Linked DNA regions of Homo sapiens: region 2 is linked to region 1. The links are chromatin loops, found by intact Hi-C in ENCODE. Cell type or tissue: GM12878. All regions are shown on one strand.

The links. A loop is a pair of places that touch in the nucleus more often than their neighbours do. Peaks named below come from ENCODE experiments on the same cell type or tissue, not always from the same donor. Only the 100,000 strongest peaks of a DNase experiment are listed, where the experiment ranks them.
Region 2: a loop joins it to region 1, with 2.3 times the contacts of the local background. A loop is called at or near these places in 1 of 110 quality-filtered maps.

The regions. Positions count from the first base shown.
Region 1 is chr15:76,573,615-76,577,614 of GRCh38, reverse strand. SCAPER (S-phase cyclin A associated protein in the ER) reads left to right here. Exons shown (of 32, transcript NM_020843.4): 23 at 3,331-3,457. Among named protein-coding and RNA genes, the nearest start is that of MIR3713, 11 kb to the left of the region's middle. RefSeq lists enhancers at 1,931-1,980, 1,991-2,040. In GM12878, no CTCF peak of the experiment used is centred here; DNase peaks (open chromatin) are centred at 1,064 and 2,074; H3K4me3 peaks cover 305 bases; H3K27ac peaks cover 324 bases.
Region 2 is chr15:76,709,779-76,713,778 of GRCh38, reverse strand. The region is part of intron 17 of SCAPER (S-phase cyclin A associated protein in the ER); the gene reads left to right. Among named protein-coding and RNA genes, the nearest start is that of MIR3713, 130 kb to the right of the region's middle. In GM12878, no CTCF peak of the experiment used is centred here; a DNase peak (open chromatin) is centred at 2,238; H3K27ac peaks cover 211 bases.

The DNA of each region.
Region 1 (4,000 bases):
AGCCCATTCCCTTTTTGCCCAGGATATGTCTAAAAATACCATCCAGGAGCTAGGGCCTGGAATGGGAGCCTCAGGATTCTGCCCAGTTATTCCGTCCTACTATGGCTGAGCTGGTTTCCAAGTTGCAAGACAAAGTCCTCTTTTTTTCTCCTTCTTCTTCTTCTTTTTGAAACAGGGTATTGCTTTTTCACCCAGGCTAGAGCGCAGTGGCATGATCATAGCTCACTGCAGCCTTGATCTTTGAGACTCAATTGATCCTGCCTCCTCAGCCTCCTGAGTAGGTGGGACTACAAGTGTGTGCCACCACACCCAGCTAATTTTTGTATTTTTTGCTAGAGACGGGCTTTCACCATGTTGCCCAGGCTGGTCTTGAACTTCTGGGCCCAAGCAATCCGCTTGCCTCAGCCTCCCAAAGCACTGGGATTATAGGTATGAGCCACTGTGCCTGGCACAGAGTCCTCTTTAGTCTTCCCTCCCCTCTCCTCAAGCATAGGGACGGAGTCTGTACCAGAGTTGTGAGCTGCCTGGGGTTGAGAGAGGGGTGGTGCAAACACTCCCTTGGCTGCCCTGGCTGGTCTCATAGGTCACATTCTTCCCAAGTTCACTGGCTCCGAGCCCAGCACAACACCAGGACTTGCCCAGGAATTGCAGTTCTTGTGGCTTAAACCTCCTTTCAAGTTTATTTAGGTCCCCAGAACACTTTAACCTGCAACTCAGGTTCCGAGTGCTAGGATGGGCGATTCCCCGCTTTCTAAGGTTGGTATAAATGCTCTCTCTGTGGGGGCCAGCTGAATTGTGTCCTGTTGCTTTCCACTGTAACAGGCTAGCACTGATTTCCAAGGCAAAGTCTCACTGCCACTGTGCTTCCTGTCTCCCAAGTGCATAGACTCTCTGTCTGCACCACAGGGTGGCTGCCAGGGTAGGAGGGAGGGGTGGCATCAGCATTTCAAGACTGTCTTTCCTGTCTCTTCAGTGCCTTTTTCAGTGATACGAAGTTAAAATCAGGTACTGTGGTGATTCACACAACTTTCGGTTCTTATTAAGGTACTTTTTTATGTGGATAGTTGTTCAATTTGGTGTTCCTGTATGGAGGACATCTGTGAAGGCTTCTATTTGGCTATCTTGCTCTGCATCAGTTTTTGCGTTTTTCAAATAGGGATAATACTTATTGACAGTGTTGTTGAGAGGATTAAATAAGATCATGTACATGAAAGTATTTTGTAACCTATGAAGTTATTGGGTTTTTTTCTTTTTAGAGATGAAGGTCTCACTCTGTTGCCCGGGCTGAAGCGCAGTGTTGTAAGCTCACTGCAGTCTGGAACTCTGGAGCTTAAGCAGTCCTCGCACCTCAACCTCCTGAGTAGCTAGGACTACAGGTGCACGCCACCATTGCCAGCTAATAGTTTCTTATTTTTTGTAGAAACTGGGTCTTGCCTTGTTACCCAGGCTGATCTCAGATTCCTGGCTTCAAGTGAACCTCCTGCCTTGCCCTCCCAAAGTGCTGGGATTACAAGCATGAACCACCATCCTTGGTCTGGATATTGTTAAAATTAATGTAAAGAAGAAGTTTTCTCTGTAGGACATGAATTTATTAAATATCTAATGAGTGTACTTATGTAAAAGTAGCATGTTACATGATAAGGATAAAGCAGTGAGCAGATAGACGAGCACCTCGCTCATGAAGTTAATACTCTGCTTCTGCACTGTTCAATACAATAGCTTCTAGCCACCATGTTGGACAGTAAAAACACAGAATATTTCTATCACTTCAGGAAATTCCCTTGTAAAGCTTTGCATAGGAGAAGCACACATTAAACAGTTAGTTCAGTAAGTATTTTTAATTCTCTTATGATGAGTGCTTTGAAGAAATAGTCAAATCAGAGAAAGTAATGTTTGTGCTAAGAGCTGAGGGATAAATAGTAATGTTCTAGGTAATGTGGGAGTGGAGGAAGCATTTCAGAAGGAAAAGATGAAGAACATTGCAGAAAGACCTGAGACAGGAAGAAGAGAGAGCTTGAGATCCAGAAAGAACTCATGCATACATCCTGTGTGGTGAAATTAGTCCTGTCTGGAAGGAATGACTGTAATAAGAGGAACAGAGAAGAAGATGAGTGAAATGCAGATAAGCTTGTAGATTTTATGGCCGAAAGTGAAAATTTTCTTGTTCCAATAACTTCTGTTTTCTCTTTGAAATGTAGGATCATCTTATGAAAGCAAAAGAGAGAAAGGAAAGGGTGGACTTTTGAAGAGAGTGGGGAATGTATGAAGCAAACCTTTGTGGATAGTGGGAGAATGAACACCCTAGGGAGATTTAATAAGATCTTGAATCAGTAGTCCTACCAGTATTTTGCATGGTCTGACTCCCCCCACACCCCCACCCCTGCCAGGTTCAGAAATGGAAAAGTCTGCCAGTTGTTTTCATTAATCCAGCTAAAGAAATTAATGCATGCAAGACATTGAGAATGGTGCCTAGCCCATAGTAAGAGCTAAACAAACATTATTACCACGGCTGGGGTTTGTCTAAGAAGAGTAAAAAACAGAACAACAGAGAGGAAATGTAGGACATTTGCAAGAAAATGATTATAATGATGTACTGTGGAATCTACCACAGATAAAAATTTAAGGCAACGGGGATGATATATAGGGGAAAAGTGGGGAGATCTGGTGAGCATCTATTAGTGGATTCTCAAGTAAATAAGTGGAAAGCAGAGGAGGGTTGCTCCAAGAGTGAGGTACCAGGTAGGGGCCACAAAGAAGTAATGCACACAGTGATCTGAATGAAGACTCTTACAGTCTAGGTATAATGTGGTATTTCTTGGTGAAAACTAAATAAATGTTCTGTCGTCTAAGTAAATGATATGAGCAGTAGCAGACTATCCCCAAACTGCCTGTAAACAAACATTTGGAAGTTCAACATTCTGAGAGTTTATAAAGCTAATAATATTCGAAGATTTAAATCAAAATATAAAAACCTGCTCAGGTTCTTATACTCATTTTCTCTGCTCTCATCCTCTGGCCTTCTCCCCCTTCCTAATTCTGTTCTAATTTAAGAATCATACAGAAACTAAAGGCATCAATTGCTCTAGCTAATCCTGTAGATTGATAATACTATCCTCTAGTTCTGTTTTGTGCCATGAAGAATGAATTGGTGGTCATGAATATAAAATAACACTAGCTTTATTGGTTGTCTGGTTTTTTCTCCCCTCAGATGCTCTGTGAAGCATTTTCAAATCCAATACTGAAAGTAACTTGTGTTTCAAAGTGTTTTGGGAAATGAAGATTATAGTCTGTTTCATTAATGTCATTCTTTCCTTTCATTTGGTATTAAAGGCTTCAGCGATTAGCCAAAGATCTTCTAAAACAAGTACAAGTTCAAGACAGTGGCTCATGGGCAAACAATAAAGTGTCTGCTTTGGATCGGACCCTAGGAGAGATCACTAGAATACTGGAAAAAGAGGTGTGTAACTAATATCTGGCTTTTGAACCTTAATCTTTGTGATCCTTTCTCACTATGACAGTACATAGAGCTATAAGGCAGACTCAGTATATACCTTTCTTCTGTGTTTTTTAAAGCTAGTCAATAATAGATGAATTTTTTTTTTTACTTTTGTTCTTTTCAGTTGTTTAATTGAAGCTATTTTCAGGTTTTTTTTTAATTGAAGTCCTCTTTAGGTCATGGTTTCCTCAGTCATGTTTTCCTCACACAAATAAACTGAAATTATTTTGTCAGGAATCACAATAATAAAGATGTATGACTTTATGGCAGAAAATAGAAAACTTTGAATTATAAAGCCTCATAAATCACAACCAGATTTCTACAAAACACCAATATCCCCTGATTCCAACAGATTTGGCAGTTTTCTTTAATGACTTAGAATCATTAAATATCTCAATTATAGTTTAAATATCCTCAGTGATTTTTAAAGTATTTATTATTCACTATAGGAAAATGTTAAACGTACAAAGAAGAAATAAAACTTCCTGTAATAGCAACTGATAA
Region 2 (4,000 bases), 140 kb before region 1:
TTATACTTTAAGTTTTAGGGTACATGTGCACAATGTGCAGGTTAGTTACATATGTATACATGTGCCATGCTGGTGTGCTGCACCCACTAACTCGTCATTTAGCATTAGGTATATCTCCTAATGCTATCCCTCCCCTCTCCCCCCACCCCACAACAGTCCCCAGAGTGTGATGTTCCCCTTCCTGTGTCCATGTGTTCTCATTGTTCATTTCCCACCTATGAGTAAGAACATGCGGTGTTTGGTTTTTTGTCCTTGCGATAGTTTGCTGAGAATGATGATTTCCAATTTCATCCATGTCCCTACAAAGGACATGAACTCATCATTTTTTATGGCTGCATAGTATTCCATGGTGTATATGTGCCACATTTTCTTAGTCCAGTCTATCAATGTTGGACATTTGGGTTGGTTCCAAGTCTTTGCTATTGTGAATAGTGCCGCAATAAACATATGTGTGCATGTGTCTTTATAGCAGCATGATTTATAGTCCTTTGGGTATATACTCAGTAATGGGATGGCTGGGTCAAATGGTATTTCTAGTTCTAGATGCCTGAGGAATCGCCACACTGACTTCCACAATGGTTGAACTAGTTTACAGTCCCACCAACAGTGTAAAAGTGTTCCTATTTCTCCACATCCTCTCCAGCACCTGTTGTTTCCTGTATTGATGGTACGTATCTCAAAATAATAAGAGCTATCTATGACAAACCCACAGCCAATATCATACTGAATGGGCAAAAACTGGAAGCATTCCCTTTGAAAACTGGCACAAGACAGGGATGCCCTCTCTCACCACTCCTATTCAACATAGTGTTGGAAGTTCTGGCCAGGGCAGTCAGACTGGAGAAGGAAATAAAGGGCATTCAATTAGGAAAAGAGGAAATCAAATTGTCCCTGTTTGCAGATGACATGATTGTATATCTAGAAAACCCCATCGTCTCAGCCCAAAATCTCCTTAAGCTGATAAGCAACTTCAGCAAAGTCTCAGGATACAAAATCAATGTACAAAAATCACAAGCATTCTTATACACCAATAACAGACAAACAGAGAGCAAAATCATGAGTGAACTCCCATTCACAATTGCTTCAAAGAGAATAAAATACCTAGGAATCCAACTTACAAGGGATGTGAAGGACCTCTTCAAGGAGAACTGCAAACCACTGCTCAATGAAATAAAAGAGGATACAAACAAATGGAAGAACATTCCATGCTCATGGGTAGGAAGAATCAATATCGTGAAAATGGCCATACTGCCCAAGGTAATTTATAGATTCAGTGCCATCCCCATCAAGCTACCGATGACTTTCTTCACAGAATTGGAAAAAACTACTTTAAAGTTCATATGGAACCAAAAAAGAGCCCGCATCGCCAAGTCAATCCTAAGCCAAAAGAACAAAGCTGGAGGCATCACACTACCTGACTTCAAACTATACTACAAGGCTATGATAACCAAAACAGCATGGTACTGGTACCACAACAGAGATATAGATCAATGGAACAGAACAGAGCCCTCATAAATAACGCCGCATATCTACAACTACCTGATCTTTGACAAACCTGAGAAAAAGAAGCAATGGGGAAAGGATTCCCTATTTAATAAAAGGTGCTGGGAAAACTGTCTAGCCATATGTAGAAAGCTGAAACTGGATCCCTTCCTTACACCTTATACAAAAATTAATTCAAGATGGATTAAGGACTTAAATATCAGACCTAAAACCATAAAAACCCTAGAAGAAAACCTAGGCATTACCATTCAGGACATAGGCATGGGCAAGGACTTCATGTCTAAAACACCAAAAGCAATGGCAACAAAAGCCAAAATTGACAAATGGGATCTAATTAAACTAAAGACCTTCTGCACAGCAAAAGAAACTGCCATCAGAGTGAACAGGCAACCTACAGAATGGGAGAAAATTTTTGCAACCTACTCATCTGACAAAGGGCTAATATCCAGAATCTACAATGAACTCAAACAAATTTACAGGAAAAAAACAAACAACCCCATCAAAAAATGGGGGGAGGATATGAACAGACACTTCTCAAAAGAAGACATTTATGCGGCCAAAAACCACATGAAAAAGTGCTCATCATCACTGGCCATCAAAGAAATGCAAATCAAAACCACAATGAGATACCATCTCACACCAGTTAGAATGGCAATCATTAAAAACTATTTTTTCATAGTGTTTGTTCATTTTACATAGCCATCAGCAGCACATGAGAGTTTCAGTTCCTTCACAACCCTTGACACCATTTGGTGGATCAGTTTTTTAAATATACAAGTTCTTTCTTGTTGGTGTGTGGTCGTATTTCATTATTTTAATTTTCATTTCTCTAATGACTGGTGCTGTTGAACATGTTGTCAGTGTGCTTATTAGCTGTTCATATGTCTTCTCTGGTGAAATGTCAAAGCTTGTGCTCATTTTTCATTTGGGTCATTTTGTTAATGAGTTGTAAGAATTCTTTATATGTTCTGGATATACATTCTTTGTGAAGTGTATGACTTACAATCTATGGCTTATCTTTTCAGATTTTAAATAGTGTCTTTGAAGAATGTGAGTTTTTAATTTTGATGATGTCCAGTATATCAAATTTTCATTTTATATACAATGGTTTTCATATCTAAGAAATTGTTGCCTAACACAAAAAGAAACCACAAAAAGTTTCTTCTGTGTTTACTTCAAGAAATGTTTCAGTTAGCACTTAGCATTTAGTTCTGTAATTCTTTTTAACTTTTGTAAATTTATTTGTTTGCATATAGATATCTAGTTATAACATTGTTTATTGAAAAGGTTATCCTTTCCCCACTGAACTGCCTTACCATCTGTTAAAGATCAATTGATCATTGATGCAATGATATATTCTAGACTCCATTCTGTTATATTGATATCTATATGTCTGTTCTTGTGACAGTACTACAGTTTTAATTACTGTAGTTTTATAGCATATTTTGAAATTAGTATAAATACTCCAACTTCTTTGTTCTTTTTCAAAGTTGCCTTTCCATATAAATTTTAGGTTCAGCTTATCAGTTTCTGCAGGATTCTGATAGGAAGTGCATTGAATCTATAGGTCAGTTTAGGGAGATTGACATCTTTACAATATTTTATATTACAATCCATGAATATGATGTTTCTCTCTGTTTAGATCTCCTTTAATTTCTGACAACAAGGTTTTGTAGTTTTTTGCGTATAGGTCTTGCAGTTCTTTTTAAAATTTATTTCTAAGTACTCTTTAAAGCTGCTGTAAATGGAATTGTTTTCTTTGGTTCATTTTTGGATTTTTCTTGCTAGTATGTAGAAATACAGTAGATTTTAATTTATTTCATTCTACAACTCTGTTTTTAATGACCTTGTTAAACTTTCTTACAGATGTTCCTCAACTTATGATGGAGTTAAGTCCTTATAAACTCATCATAAACTCAAAAAGCCATAAGTTGAACGATTATAAGTTGGGGACTGTCTGTATTAGTTTGGATAGGTTTTTTATTATTATTATTTTGGTTCTTTAGTACTTTTTATACATAAAGGCTTATGGCATCTGTGAATAAAGTTTGTTTTACTTCTTTATTTCTAATGTGGATGCCTTTAATTTCTTTGTTTTCTTTTTGCCCTCTTGCACTGGATTGCTCCTTCTATGTAATGTTCAATGGAAGTTGTGATGTTGGGTGTCCTTGTTTTGTTCTCAATCTTAGTGGGAAAGCGTTCGATCTTTCACTACTATGTGTGATACTTGCTGTAGATTTTTGATAAAGTCTCTTCATAGATTGAGGAAGTTTCTTTCTGTTTCTAGTTTGTTGAGAGCCTTTAACATGAATGGACTTTGAATTTGGTGAAATCCATCTTTTTGTGGGTCCATTAAGATGACTGTGGGTTTTACTCTTTATTAATATGGTATGTTACATTAATTTTTGGATATTAAGATAACCTTGCATTCTTGGGTTAATTCCCACTTTGTCATGATATACAATAGTTTTTATTTGTTGGTGGCTTCTTGCCAAGG